Regions from separate parts of the Mus musculus genome. Here region 2 is linked to region 1. A link is a loop called in an ENCODE intact Hi-C map of the cell type or tissue named here. Cell type or tissue: left cerebral cortex. All regions are shown on one strand. Links, peaks and the distances in the headings refer to the core of each region. The heading gives the core; the rest is flanking DNA.

Region 1 (7,890 bases), core at 1,563-6,562:
TTTGTTTGTTTTCGAGACAGGGTTTCTCTGTGTAGCCCTGGCTGTCCTGGAACTCACTCTGTAGACCAGGCTGGCCTCGAACTCAGAAATCCGCCTGCCTCTGCCTCCCGAGTGCTGGGATTAAAGGCGTGTGCCACCACACCAGGCTCAGCACTGTGTCTTATAGGGCATTTCTTTACCCCAGAAAAAGTTGTTCCTACAGAATATATGTCAATGCCTTATGGCTATAAAATAAAAAAAAGACTAACAGGAGCAATCTTAAGTCAGACTGTCTCTATATAAATATTAAGTAGGAGAAAGAATATATTTATCCCTATACTGGGATTCACAAAATTAAAGGAGAAAGAGCTACCATTTTCTATCTGGAACATATTTTACCATTCTGGAAGTGTTTCTCAGTATATCAGTTTAAGAATACCACGTGTGTGTGTGTGTGGGTGGGGGTGGTGGTGGTGGTGGTGTTTGTTTTCATATCACTATGATCAGGTCTCCAAGAAAATCAACTTATAGGAAAAAGATTTATTTTGGCTAATTGTTTTGGGGCCAGAGCTGAGATTACTCTTCCAAAGCACGGCCCCAAGTGATTCACTTCTTCTTCCACCGAGGCTCTACCTTCCACACTTCCATAGCATCAATCAAAATCTGAAGCCAGGCAAGGAGGAGCTGGAGGCCTAATCCTTTCATTTTCTCTGGAAAGGACCTCACTGACACATCCAGTTGTTCATTTTACACATCTCCTATATATTTCTCAATCCTATCAAGCTGACGACGAAGATTGGCCATCACAGACATCCACTGGCAGTCACTGCTAGTAGAATGTTTCAAGAGTTAAGGATTCACAAAGTAATGTGTTAGATTCTGTAAATGTCATACTCTCCCAAAGGTCTGTGAAGTGTTCCAGATGGAAATTGTACAGCAGCAAAATGAAATTCCCTCATAGTTGATGCTAACTTTCTAGATTTTCTGCTATTTACATGTTTATAATCACCCCTAGGCTGTTGTTTGATATACTAAGAAGAGATGTGAATGAGCCAGAGGAACGATTCAGTGAGGAAAGATACCAGCCAAGTCTTAAGATCTGAGTTCCAGCACTTGGATTTACATGGTGGCAGGGGAGAATCAAGCCCTGCAAGCTGGTTTCACTGCCTCACGTGGGCTGTGGCACACCCACAAACACTAACAAGAAACAAAACTTAATTTGAAAAATTGAAACAGAGTTTAGTCACTCAGCTGACAAGTATTTTTTTTTCGTTACTTTTAAGACTTGAACAGGACAGGGAACACCAGGACCCTGGAAACTCTGTCTAGAGAAACAAACAAATAACCCACAAACCTATGCTGAGAAACCTTGTCTCAAATGGAAAAGGAAAAAAAAAAAAAAAGACTTGAACATGCAAGATTGTTGCAATTTTTTATACATTGTATTTCTCTATATTCTCCAGTCTTTCTTCCTCCAGTGTTTCTAAGAGTTTACAGAGTACTGAAGTATATTATGATCTTATTCAAAACATAAAGCTCCAAGTTTAAATTTTCTTCCTTTCTTTTCTTTTCTTTTCTTTTCTTTTCTTTTCTTTTTTTCCTTTCCTTTCCTTTCCTTTCTCTTTCTTTCTTTCTTTCTTTCTTTCTTTCTTTCTTTCTTTCTTTCTTTCTTTCTTTCTTTTTTAGGTTTTTCGAGACAGGGTTTCTCTGTGTAGCCCTGGCTGTACTGGAACTCACTTTGTAGACCAGGCTGGCCTCGAACTCAGAAATCAGCCTGCCTCTGCCTCCCAAGTGCTTGGATCAAAGGTGTGCGCCACCACCGCCGGGCAAAGTTTAAATTTTCATTAGAAATTTCCCAAATAGCTTAAGAATCATTTGGAGATATTATGGCAGCCAAACTCATTTGACTTCGAAGGAGAGGTCTCTACAGAAAATGCAACTTCAAAAAGTAAGTTGAAAACTTTAAAAAGTTAGACCCACAAGGTGGGTACACCAGCAATTCCTTTACTACCACTCCGGAGGCTGAGGCAGGGAGATGGAGAAGTGGAAGACCAGCCTGGCTTTGTATACTGTCTTTAAAGAATCTTTTATTTGCAGGCCAGGTAATGAAATCAGAAAGAATTTTGATTTAAAAACAAGTAAGCAAACAAAGTTCCAAATCCTTGCAAAAACAGTCAGCCTTGTGGTGATGGCACACGCCTGCCTGTAATGCCTAAACTTCGAAGGATCACCCTGAGGCCACCCTGGGCTACATAATAAAACGCTCTTTCAAAACCAAAAAGCATAATAAAAACAAAATTGAAAACCGTACATAGATTGCTACATCACCACGCTTGAAGAGATTCTGCTTCGACATACTGAGGCCTGCGGATACAGTAATGACAGTAACTGTCAACTAAGCTGCAGCACCTTAGATCCAGTTACCAACGCCCCTCCAGTTCCGATTCCGCACGGCACCCTTCCACCCGCATTCCAGGGAGCGATCTAGGCAGGCACAGTTGTAAAAGTTCTTTTATGAACCAGGCATGGGCCACCCACACACGAATCAAGGAGCGTCCTGGGAGGTCAGCAGCTCGAACTCTATTTTCTCTCTTTCACTAAAGCCCCGCCCGGGAGGAGACTTAGTCGCTGGTCGCCCAGGCAAAGATCGCAGCGGGAGGCGACTAGGTTGCCCAATAGTTCTCTAGCTGCCCGGGTGACGCAGCAGCTCCGACCGGACTCCGGACACCCGGCGCGCGCGGCCGGCCCCCACCGCAGGCAGTCCTGGGCCCCCGCTCTGGATCCCTGCGCATCCGTGCCGTGACCAGAGCGCCCATCCCCGGGAGCCCCACGAACGCCAGGGGTAGCGCCGGTTACGAGTGCGAAGGCCGAGCCTGGGCTGGACTCGGTGGCTTTCCCCGAGGGGCGTGCACCACCTCGGCGCCCCGCCCCGCCCCGCCCCGCCCCCGCGCGTCGGCGGAAAGGCCGGGCGTGCGCGCCGCCGCCGCGCGCCGGGAAGGGGAGTGAACCGAGGCGGTGACGTCGCTCGGGAGGCGGAGGCGACAGCGACCTCGGCGGCGCCGCGCGGCGGAGACGGTTGCGCTCGATCGCGGTCTTGGCGTCATGGCGGCTGCCGGCGGCCGATAAGCGGCGGGGCGGGAGCGCGGACGGAGGAGGCGCCCTCGGTACTTCCCGCTCGGCCCGGGCGCCCGGAGATGAACTGATCGTCGGACCCGCTCCCCAGCTCCGCGCGTCTCCGCCCGCTGCCTCCCCTCCCCCTCTGCCGTCCGCGGCGCGGGTCCCGCGGCCTGGGCATCCAGGATCGCGGGCCCCCGCGCGGGGCATCCTCCGCCCGAGGCGCCGGCCCGCGCCACCCTTCGCCCTGTGCCCGCCGGTAAGGACGGGTCGGCGAGGCCGGGGAGGCCGGGAGCGGGCGAGGCCCGCGAGGCCCGGCGCGGCGCCGGGGGCGTGGGAGAGCGGCCCGGCGCATCCTCAGCGGCCTGGCGGCGCTGCCCGGCGCGCGGAGGGGACCAGCACGTGGGAGCGCGGGGCGGGTGGGGGGGAGGGGGCGGTGGCCGGGCGAGCCCGGGAGGGCGCGCGGCGGGGCTGCGGGAGCGGGAGGCGGGAAGGAGGCCGCGGCGCCCGGCTGCGGGGAGAAGGTGCAGCGGCCCCGCGCGGCGCCGCCCGGCAAACTTAGCCGGGAGCCCGGCAACTGCCAGGCGGGGAAGGAGGCTGCAGAGGGAGCCCTGGCCACTTCGGGGGCTCTTATTGTTGAGACGCGGGAGCGTCCGGAGTCCGGGCGCTCGGAGGAGAACTTAGGGCCGGACGGAGAAAGGAGGCGAGGCTGGAAAGGAAGTCCAGCGGACGGGGAAAGCCATCTTGAGGGGCGAGAGGAAGGTGAAAGGGAAAGCGCCTAGGCGAGTGAACTTTCTCAGCGCAGACTTTGCGGAGAGGAGGTGGAGGACTTCGGCCGGTTTCACCGGGGCTGGAATTAATAGTTAACGTTAGGAATTACTGTTGAGTGCTGTGGATCTTAGGTGACCTGTTCTCCCAGAGGTATGGAGACTGAGCTCTGCAGGTTGGAAATCCTGATCCAGGTGCAGAGTCGGCCCCCCGGGCGGAGGTGGCAGCAGCCTGTTTGGCCCCTCTGTTCTTTGGAGTGGAAATAATCAGTTAAGTCTCTGCTGGAGTCGGAGGACAACTCTGTTGCGTCCCGAGTGTGTCTTGGTGGTACTTTCTGGCTGGGGAAGGATCTGACGTCTCCTTCCCCCGCTTCTTCCTCTCCCTCCCCTGCCAGAGATCTCCTTTGTTTATTCGTGGTTGGCTTGTAGGTGACTCTAGTGCTCTGGCGGAAATCTTGAGAGGTGGAAATATTGTCTTGCTCCCCACCCCCGTCCCCGTCGTTTGCCTTGAAAATAAGATACAGTGTGTATTCTTTGTATTGCCTTTTTATGTTTTTTTTCAAGGCGTCTTAAGTACCTTACTGGGTATATAATTTTTTTTTCCACTCTACCATTGGTTTACCTGGTAAAAACTGTCTGTTTTGACGTTTGTAGTTTTGCTAAGATCATGATAACCTTTTATTACTCTCTTTTCCGAATGAACATTTAAAAACTTTCCTTAGCTGGATATGAAGTTCTTAGTAATAGGAGTTAGTGCTTCAGTAAACATAACCCTTACCCTCTCGTCGTTTGTTTGTCGAAGTTACCGAGTAGCATTTTCTCCTCTTTGGGAGTATGTATATGTTACTTTGTTTTAGGAATCTATATAAATAGTGCTACACAGTAGTAATTAGTCTGGAAAGTTTGTTGCTCTTCTGTCAAAACAGCACTAGCAGTGGCAGGCTAAGTCCTAGCAAGCAAGAATGCACTTAATAGATGCCTAGTTCTTGTACGTGAAAGGCGTCTGGGCCTTCGAGCCACCTCTAGTCTGATGGCCTAGGTCCATTTCTGGGAGTTCTAAGTCGGGCTTACATCTTTTCCTACAGCACATATTCTTAACTGCTAATCTATTTCCCGCAGGTGACACAGAGAGAGCCCCAGGAAACCCGTGAATGTTGAAGAAAATTCATCTTTGAAATTTTGATATTCGAGGAAATCTGCATTCATACTCATCTTTTATTAATCTGAGGGGATTTTTGTTTTATTTAAAACTTCTTGATATTTACAATGAATGGACACAGTGATGAAGAAAGTGTTAGAAATGGCAGCGGAGAATCAAGGTAAGCAAGTTCTTTAAACCAGCTGGTTACCTGAGACCTGAAACTGAGTGTTTTTATCAAATTGTCTTAGCTTGGCAAAAGTTAAAATGACTCTAATAGCAGTTTTGTTAACATTGCATATTATGTGTGTGTGTGTGTGTGTGTGTGTGTGTAAAGATAGCAAGATAGCAGGGACTATAGAAGGCTTTGATCTATTTAAATCTATTGGAGGGTTTATATTTTGAAGTAATTGAAGCTGAAACAGTAAAGAGACATTAAAATTGATTTGGCCATTAATGAACTGTCCAAATAAATGCAGTAAGAATTTCTGCACTCCTCTTTTTTTGGAGTTTTATGTCCTACACCTATGTTGTTCAGTTAGCTACTAGCCACATGCAACAGTTTAGATTACAAAACATTCAAAATTCTCTAAGTTACACCTGACATTTCAAATAGTATGTAAATGACATATGACACATGTCCACTATGTTGGACAGCACTATTGGGAACTATTTCTACCACTGTAGAAAACTTTAGATAAAATTGACGTGAATTCAGTTTATGTTTTTTTGTTTGTTTGTTTGTTTTTGTTTTTTTCGATTGTTATTTTTATATTGGTGTTTTAGAGTTCTTACTTGAACCATATTGTTTCTTAGAAATAAAGTTTATGGAAATAAAATGTTGGGCCATTTTATGTGTAAGACAGCCTTAGGATCTGTGGTAAAGCACTCACCGCTCTCCACAAAAATTCTCACCCCAAATTAAATGGAGCATTGAAATTATAGGCATTTATCAATTACTGCCTGCTCCAACGCCATTCAATTCTTTTATATTTTTAATAGTCTCCACATTACTGTTACAGTTCATTATTTATGTATACTTAACATAGAAATCAGCAAAGTAGGTGTTGGAGTCTGACTGCGCAGTCAATCCTGACTTTCAGTTACACACTGTGAATTGAGGTAAATTACTCTGTTGTTCTGATATTTGGTCTTGCAAAATGGAAATTACACTATTATTTACAAAACATAAGACATGTGAGATGCTGCCATGTCAGGCTTGAAATGGTTTCATGGACAATAGACATTGATGTCCCATGTAGGTGCTGGGATAGCTTACAAAAGCAGAGTAGTGACAACACAGAGAATTGAACATTGTAGTTACATAAGTATGGATCTAGAAGTTAAAAACCTGGGTTGAGCCTGGGAGTGGTGGTGTACACTTTTAATCCCTGCATTCGGGAGGTAGAGGCAGGTGAGTCTCTAAGCTGGAGGCCATCCTGGTCTACATAAGAGTTTCAGGATAGTCAGTACTACATAGAGAGACCCTGCCTCAAAAAACTAAGGGGTTGGAAGGGGGGGGGCGTTGTACAGGTATATGTGGTAAAATTTATAGAGTCAATGGAGTTGAAGTTAGAGGATTTGTGTATGTGTGTGTGTATGAGAGAGAGGTGGGGGGAGAGAAGGGGGGAGAGAGAGATATATTGATTGATTGATTAAGAGAGAGAATAAGAGATTTTTTTTATTTTGGGACAGAGTTTCATGATGTAGCCCTTGCTCACTTAATTCTCCTTATGTAGACCAGGCTAGCTATGAATTTACTGAGATCCACTTGGCTTTGGCCTCTGAGTGCTGGTCCACTTAAGAGGATGTTTACACTTCAATTTTGATTCCTATCTCTGTAGATACATTGTAGTAAGTGAATAGAAGAGTTACATGTTTAAGGTCTCATTCATTAGGAGAAACATAGGAATCAGGGTACCACAGACTCTTGACCAAATATCTACTTGCTTAAATCAGGGGATTACCTGCTTGTACAGTCTCAAAACTTAACCTATTTCAGTGTTGCTGCCATATCTAAACTTTTTTCTGTAGCAAGGCACATTGTATATTTCTTAGCCAACACAATCAAATTTGTTTAACTATTTCCGATGTTACTTTTATTTTTCCAACTTGGCATAGCTGGAATATTATTCCTCTAATTCATATATTATTCCTGTAATCCTAGGAAGGGAGGTGGGGGGTGAGAGGATTATATTTTTTTCTCAATTTATACTCATTTTAAGTGCTACCAAAGCATATTTCTGTAAGATTTGGAGTTAGTAATTCTGCCATCAGACACTGGCGCTTGTGAGTCTGACCGTTGAGGGGTCTGACTCCGTGTGCTGTGGAGTTGATTAGTTTCTGCTTGTTTGCCCTTCCCCTTCTTGCTGTTTTGTTGTCTTATTTCCTCTTCACCCTTTGTTTGTCACTGATAGTTCCTATCCTATCCTTTCTCCTAAATGCTTTCATTGTAAGGTTGTGCAAAGAAAGGAGTTGTGTCTAGTTAACTGAGGAGTTAAACCCTACAGATAGGATTTCTTATCAAAATACTGAAAGGTATCACAACTAAAAATATTAATGATGGAGAAATGAGAAAAACAGTCCACTTTTGAGGTTAGTATACATCGTAAATAGTTAAACAAATTTGATTGTGTTGGCTAAGAAATATACAATGTGTTTTGCTACAGAATTTCATTTTTATTTTGTGGACGCTTCTGAAATGTTACCATTTGTTATTTTGGGTTGGGCTTAGCTTTTTACAGAAAAAGACTATGGAGGCGAGGGGCTGTTTCCTTCTGTATAGAACAGTCTCTAGTGATGAAAAGAATTGTTGAGTAGATCCTTTGGCTCTGGCTTAACTGATAGTTTTGAAACCTTGCTTGGAAAAGTGGGTTAGGGCTGAGATGGGGA
Region 2 (7,890 bases), core at 1,917-6,916, 83 kb before region 1:
TAGTATTTTACCTAGACTTTATCAGGCAATAGTTACATACTGGCTTTACTTCGGAGCCCTCCGGATCAGGTTATACTTCGTTTTCACTATATTGCTTTTGCCATTCTCTAGAGAAGTTAGATTTTAAAGGAGCAAAGTACATCATTTCCTTGTTGTATGCATAAGCATGAATACCAGTTCATGTGTGCAAGTTGCACTCTCATCTAAGACCAAGGAAGAAACTGTTAATGCACTTTATATTGTATTTTAAAATTTATTTGTTTATTTTTTTGGTTTCTCGAGACAGGGTTTCTCTGTGTAGCCCTGGCTGTCCTGGAACTCCCTTTGTAGACCAGGCTGGTCTCGAACTCAGAAATCTGCCTGCTTCTGCCTCTCAAGTGCTGGGATTAAAGGTGTGCACCAACATCGCCTGGCTAAATTTTTATTTTTATTTCATGTGCATTGGTATTTTGCCTGCATATATGTCTAAGTGAGGGTGTTGGATCTCCTACAACTGGAATTACTGACAGTTGCGAGCTGCCTGCCATGTGGGTGTTGGGGGTTGCACCCCAGTCCTTTAGAAGAGCAACCTATGCTCTTAACCATCTCCCCAGCCCTTTGGATCATATTTCTAATTTATATTTATTTAGTTACCTTGTATGTGTATATGAAAGAGAGAAGGCATGCTTGCACATGGTATGACATCATGTGAATTCCGGAGGCCAATATCAAGCAGTCAGGCTTGGTAGCAGGTACCTTTACCTGCTGAGCCATCTTACCAGCCTCTATCACAGTATTTCTAATTATAAAATTCATATATCTGAAGAAAATCAGAGAAGAAACTCATACTTCTCTGATCCAAAGAGTAACAAGATTATATTATGTAGCATCCAAATTTCTAATATTTATTAAAAAGTCATAATCTGGGTATAGCATTATACCATGGCCGCATCCCAGCACTCAGAAGTCAGAGGGAAAAGATCGGGACAGGAAAAGACAAGCCTGGCTGTGTAGTAAAACCCTGTATCAACAAAACAAACGCAGCAAACAAACAACTCTATTTAAAAAAAAACAAAAAAGTCAAGCACTCTTTTCTCTCTGCTTCTTGAGTGTGCATGAAGTATGACCAGCTGCCACAGCTTCTTGCCACAATGGACTGTATCCCTGGAGTGAGAAGCCAAAATTAAGCCTTGTTTCCTTTCAAAGAAAACCCAGCACAATATATATTTTTTTCCTCGGTCTATTTTCCATGTACCAACATTTTATCTTCTCTCTCTCTCTCTCTCTCTCTCTCTCTCTCTCTCTCTCTCTCTCTCTCTCTCTCTCTCTCTCTCTCCTCCCCTCCCCTCCCTCTCTTTACATCCTTCCTGTCACCCTTCCCCTCCCTTGTCTTTCCTCTCTCTCTCTCTAGTTATGGTGTTGCATCTCTGTAATCCCAGCGGTCAGAAATCAAGGAAGACGGAACATACATGATATGTAGAATTCAAGCTATTCTATGTAGCCATAGAAAGGTCCAGCCATTCTAAAACAAACAACCAAACCACAAATATTTTTCCATGATCTGACTTTAGAGGAATCATAGTAAATAGGATTTTTTGTTTTTTAGTGGTTGTACAGTTTTCATCTTGTGCCTCTCTTTAGAGGTAAGGCAACAGAGAAAATTTATGAACAACAAAGGAATGTCAAGTTTGTCTTTTTTTATATATATACATTAAAGCAATTTTTGTCAAATGTCTATTTGCCTCTGACATCGCACCAAGAGTGTTTGTCACCATTGTAAAAGCTAAATCAGTTAAAGGATGTTTTCTGTAAACTGGATTATGACTGACAGGCCCGTGTGTTTTACAAGCACAGAAAGGAATTCTGGGAATGGCAGTCACCTCTTGAGCAACACTAAAATTCTGGAGGGCAAGTGGGAAGGGTAATGAAGTCTAAATTAAGATTGCCTAGAGCTAGCCCAGATCTATTGCAGAAACCAACCTGGTCATAAAACTCAGTAGAGATAAGACTTATCCCTGGAAATCCCAGATAAGTAAATTAAGGGATAGGCTTAGTGTCTGCCTGTTTGATAACGTCCTCCACAATGTTCACATTTGAGCAACCTTGCATGCCATGACCTCTCCAGTGGAAGCATCCTTGCTTCACAGTGCCACAACTATCAGTAAGACTTTGTCAAAGATGAAGGTCTACAGTAAGCCTTCAGGTTACCCTGACAGACAGGGGATGCTACCTGAGATTGCAGACCTGGTTGCCTGTGAGAGGAGCCTTGTTGCTAAGAATGTAATTATCACTGCTACAGAGACACAAGCAGGAAGGTCACGGGGCAGACTTAGGCTCACAGGAAATTCTTTCTTGTGCAATACTCTACATAGTGAAACATCTTCTCAAAACACCAAAGGGGAAAGAGGGAAGCAGAAAAGAAAAATCACTCTTAACAACCAGGGCACGCACGGTACAGAAGGAAAGCTAATTTTGAGGAGATTAATGTTGGGAGTTTAGGTGAGAAATTAATAAAGCCTAAATGGGGATGGGGAGAGCTTACGGGGAGATTCCAAATTTGAGGCCAGACTGGGCAATTCCGTGAAGCTGTCTTAAAATCTAAAAGTTCTCAGGATGGGGCCAAACAAGGTGGCTCAGTTGATAAGAGAGCTTGCTGCTAAGCCCAACCACCCAAGTTTGATTCTCAGAACCCATATGGTGGAAGGAGAAAATTTACCTCTGACTTTCACAGGTGTGCCAAAACACATGTGCAATTATACACACACATACACGCACACACACACACACATAAATAAATAAATAAATACATACATACACACACACAAATAAATAAATAAATACATACATACATACATACACACACACACATACACACACCACACACACACAAACACACATACACACACACACAAGGTTCTGGTTCAAATTTAGTATCCCAAAGTGTGGGGCAGTTGGTTACAAGCACAGGAGAGCCAGGCTTATCTGGAAAATAGTTGCTGCAAGGGGCAGTGACTGGATACATTTTACGGCTAAGTGTGAACAATCCAGGAAGATTTTCGGAGAAGTGGATTGGGTGACTAAATAAGAGATACGGCATTTATTAAGATATGTTTAAGCAGATGAGCAGGGTAAGGAAAAAGGAGGAGGTTCACTTTTATAAGCACTGAGTTTACTGAATGAAGTATAAAATTCTACCTAAGGCCCAGGATTGTCAGCCAGTGTAACTTACGATGTAACAGTGACAGAATTCGAAGCCATGCATCTCAGAAGAAACTCAGGGTCCCAAGAAAGCCAACATTGTTCAAACACACCTCTACTCTCAGCACTAGGTAGGAGAAGGCAGGATGATCAGGAATTCATGGTCAACCTCAGCTACGTAGTGGGCTCTAAACTAGACTAGCCATAAGAGAATAACAACAACAACAAATCAGACTAAATAAAAGATAGAAAGTGTGTGTGTGTTTGACTTAGAAAACTCATTACATAGACAGGAAATGAAATTATATCTTATCTATAGGCTGAGAAAGTAGGCTTGAGTTAGTGGCCCCTTTCACCAGGAAACACAGGGGCAGTGAATACTCTAACAAGAAAGAAATAGGACTGAGTGTGGTTTATCTCCATGCTGTTAGCTTCTCAACGAAATGGGCAGACCAGTTCTTGGTTGAGTGTGAGAAGAGTTCATAATGGGCAGAAGCTTTGAGAACAGAGGAAATGGTTTGAAACATCTCCTATCAGTTGATCATCACCCACAGAGAGTAACCAAGAACCTCACCTGTACAGAAAGCAACTATTTAGTTGGATCAATTGCATAGCTATGTGATGTTTCTTTGGAAACTCTGAGCTGCCCAGCTGCAGGGGTCAGGACAGCTCCACTCAGAGTTGAGAGTAGCGTTAAAAACATAAGGAGAGGACACCAGCATCTGGAGTTGCACAGGGTAAAATGGAACACAGAAAGGGACTTACAGATTAAGAGAACATGGAGGATTCAGAACTTCTGGGTCATGGGGGTCGAAGTACAAGCACAGTTCAAGTAAGGACAAGAAGGTCACTAAAACCAAGTATATAGAAAGGCAGATGTGCTGATTAGACTTCTGCATCTCTGGAGGTAGAGGATGCTCTTGTCTCTGCCATCCTTCTCTTCTGCTGGTCTGCCAATCATTCTTGGGGCCTTAGAAAGACTTTCTGTGATTTTTGTTTCCTGAGCTGATAACCACTTGGTGGAGCTCTTGCAGAAAGAACGCAGCCAGTGGCTTAAGTAAAATAAGGCCCCTGCAGAGCAGATGCTGTACATTCCTGGAGTTTATTTTAGCCTATTCTAATAGGTAGAGGACTTACTGCATGCGACTTCTTCCCATTGTAATGAGCTACACTTTCCTTATTGCTTCCAGTAGAATGACAGCTGAGTGGATACCAGGGCTTTAACAACCAAGACTTTGGAAGTTTCTTCGATCTTAACACAATGACTGTTCCTCTATCACCAATCCCCCCAAATTGTTTCTTGCCAATTCTCCACTAGCCATAGAAATATCTTTAAGAGAGGATCACCTGAAGAGAGCAAAATTAAATCACTGCTCCTTCAAGTTTAGCCTGTGAATATTACCTTTATTCTATATTTCCTCACAAGTTTAAAAAAAAAACAGTAAGTCTACTGCCCAACTCTATTTCTTTACAATCCTGACTCTGAAGTGGTATTTAAATTGTCTACTAGAGTTTACTCTGTAGCAGCCACGTATTAAAACTGTAAGGTCAGTAATTACCAGTAATAAGAGTAACATTATCTGCTGTAACTTCTGACTCTGATCAGGCTACTTTACTTATTAGGATAATGTTTAGTGTTCATGTGTTATTAGGTACTTACTCTCTTATCCTTGGCAGAGGACTTCAAATAAGTCTTTATCACTACAAGAAGCAAGTGTGTCTAAACTGCTTTGTGTTCCTCTCTACAACTGATCAACCACAAGATCTCTTTGGAAATTTCATCATGGTTTCTGACCAGCTGCACATACTTTCAAATGTGGTGTAAGAAAAACAAGAAAACCTAGTAAATTACTTTGTTTGAAAACAGTTGTGATGGTTTGTATATTCTTGGACCAGGGAATGGCACCATTTGGAGGTGTGGCCTTGTTGGAATAGGTGTGACCTGGTTGGAATAGGTGTGTCACTGTGGATGTGGGCTTAATACTCTCACCCTTGGAGCCTAAAAGTCAGTCTTCCTCTAGCAGCCTTTGGATGAAGATGAAGAACTCTCAGCTCTGCCTGGGCCAGGCTTGCCTGGATACTGCCGTGCTCCCACCTTGATGATAATGGACTGAACCTTGAACCTGTAAGCCAGCCCCAATTAAATGTTGTTTTTGTTTGTTTGTTTGTTTTTTTAATAAGACTTGCCTTGGTCATGGTGTCTGTTCACAGCAGTAAAATCCTGACTAATACAACAGTATTGTGGTTTTATTTTTTTAACTTTACACATCCTTTCCGTATATATAATAGCTTCCAATTTTGTGTTTTTAGGGGATTCTTGTGGGTACAAACATTCATGTTTCTGCATCTACATGTATACCTCATGCTCTTTCTTTGGCTCTTTTTCTTCTGATAGTTTGTTTATATCTTATCTTAAGGGAAATTGCTCTGTAATTGTTTTATGTTGAGTCTTTATATGGATTGGGCATCATGATACCTGTGGCCTCATAAAGTGACTTTGGTAATGTTCCTTTTGTTTCTATTTTGTGGGATAATTTGAGGAGTATTGGCATTAACTCTTCTTTGAAAGTCTGGTAGAATTCTGTGCAAAAACTATCTGCCCCTGATTTTTTTTTTAAATCAAAGAACCAACCCTTTGTTTTATTGGTTGTTTGTATTTTTTGTTGTTTCTAGTTTATTGATATTGGCTCTGAGTTTGATTATTCCTTGCTGTCTATTCTCTTTGGTGTCTTTTTCTTTGTGTTCTAGAGCTTCCAAGTGTGTGATATTGTTACTAATATGAGAACTCTGGTATTTTTTAAATCTAGACAACTAACTAGTCCTATAAACTAGCATCTAAGAGCCACCTTCATTTTGTCTCATAAGTTTGGATATGTTATGTATTCATTATCATTCAATTCTAGAAAGTTTTAAATTTCTTTTAAAGTTTTGTCCTGATCCATCTTCATTCAATAGAGAATTGTTCAGTTTCCATGAGTTTGTAAGCTTTCTGTTGTTTCTCTTTTTATTGATAATCAGCTTCAACCCAAGGTGTTCTGATAGATATAACAGGCTATTTCTCTCCCAGCCCCAAATTCCTGAAATAATTACTTTGAAACTGAAATATATTTACAAATAACTAGGCCATGAGCCTTAGGTATTTCCCATTAAGAGTATAACTGAATATCTTATTTATTCTAATCTAAGTTCTGCCACATGGCTGGTTACCTCTGCTCAGATACCATGCATCTGTCTTCCTCATATCTTCCCCAACAACTCTTCTCATACCTGGATCTATCCCAGAATCCTCTCTGCCAAATGTCCCTACTTCTAATCTACCCTTTTCTATAGGTCAAAGTTTTTTTAGTGGACACATAATACATTCATATTCTCCCTACAATTCCCCCTTTCAGTCCAATAAAAACGCTCTTTTTTCATGCAATAATAACAATTATGAAAACTATTAGGTAAGATTTACATTCACAATGTCTAGTACACCTGAATTTGGAAACTCTGGATAAAGTACTCTATTATCTATCTTAACTTGGTGAATTTAAAGCTTTCTACTTTCTTAGACTTAAAAACATCTTCTTAAATCCTAAGCAACTTAGGCTTAATTGTGAGACTATAACTACCTAGTCTTCAACCCCATCAGAGACTTGAGAAGGAGTAAATATTACCTGAGTATACAGGAAGTGCAGGGAAGCAGCTTCTAAAATAACAGAGGAATTGTACAGTCCCCCACATTTGTTGCGATAATGTTGGAGCATCTATCTTCAGCCTTTTGGCCCATAATATCTGACAGACCTATTTTTAGAACAGGATTTATGAAGAGCTAGCCTACTTTGTCCTTGCAAAGCTTAGCAGTAAGACTTTATTATACTAAGTTTGTCCAGTTTCACCAGCATTTTGTCTGCAGTTGAAGCAAGGGCAGTTTTTTTGCCCAGTGACAGGCTGCCACAATTGAAACAACCTCCAAAAGGAGGTTCTCTGATGCTCATCATCTTCTCTGAAGAGGAATAGGAGTTACTTTTAGAAGCAAACCTATTTCATTGCCCCAAAAAGGTTTAAATTAATAAAATATCTTTAAATGCCATATTTTGTAAGTCTCTGAGGTTTCTGAAGACGATCTATCTATTCATAACATATCTGAATAGGCAAACTTTCCTTATTTTTTAGTTATTATTATCTGATTAACCTTGAAAATATCTACAGGAGACTAAGTACAATTTATTTTGTAAATAACCAAACTAGTACCTACAAGACAATACCTCTGATTGACTATTAACTTGTATTACTTAATTATCCTAAACATTTGTAATAGCAACTTTGGAAAGAACTAAAACTTTACACTTACATTTTTAAAAATCATCTAGGTACAATACTTCCAATAGGAATTGAAAACATATATACATAGTATATTATAACAAAAATAACCTTAATATTTGTACCACTATCAAAAGGTCTATTCCAATGTAAGATTATTGGTTATAGAATGTCTTTTGGTTTAAGAGTAGATCCAATAATCTACCCCTTTTCCCTAAAGTATGCCTATAGCCCCTCTTTCTTTTCTTTTCAACCCCTCTCCTCTACATAAGAGAGAAAGACAGATAGAGAAAAGAAAAGGAAAGAGAGAAATCCCCGAGTCTAAATTCCTATATCTTGTTTTCTTCCTGATCTAGACCATTTAGTAACTTGTAACCAACTCCTTTAATGGCAACAAACACTCATAGC

What was found. Hi-C counts contacts between places; a loop is a spot of excess contacts. Peaks named below come from ENCODE experiments on the same cell type or tissue, not always from the same donor. Only the 100,000 strongest peaks of a DNase experiment are listed, where the experiment ranks them.
Region 2: a loop joins it to region 1, with 2.3 times the contacts of the local background. A loop is called at or near these places in 5 of 42 quality-filtered maps.

Annotation. Positions count from the first base shown.
Region 1 is chr17:15,701,961-15,709,850 of GRCm38, forward strand. Chd1 (chromodomain helicase DNA binding protein 1) reads left to right here and starts at 3,007. Exons shown (of 36, transcript NM_007690.3): 1 at 3,007-3,352; 2 at 4,980-5,179. The coding sequence starts at 5,127. It overlaps 5830433I10Rik (a long non-coding RNA gene), which reads right to left and starts at 3,417. Exons shown (of 2, transcript XR_001782213.2): 1 at 2,354-3,417; 2 at 1-808. In left cerebral cortex, for the core only: a CTCF peak has its summit at 3,683; DNase peaks (open chromatin) are centred at 2,687, 2,940, 3,777 and 4,111; H3K4me3 peaks cover 2,809 bases; H3K27ac peaks cover 1,684 bases.
Region 2 is chr17:15,618,895-15,626,784 of GRCm38, forward strand. No RefSeq gene overlaps it. Among named protein-coding and RNA genes, the nearest start is that of 4933401D09Rik, 8.9 kb to the right of the region's middle. In left cerebral cortex, for the core only: a CTCF peak has its summit at 4,203 (motif pointing right); a DNase peak (open chromatin) is centred at 4,202.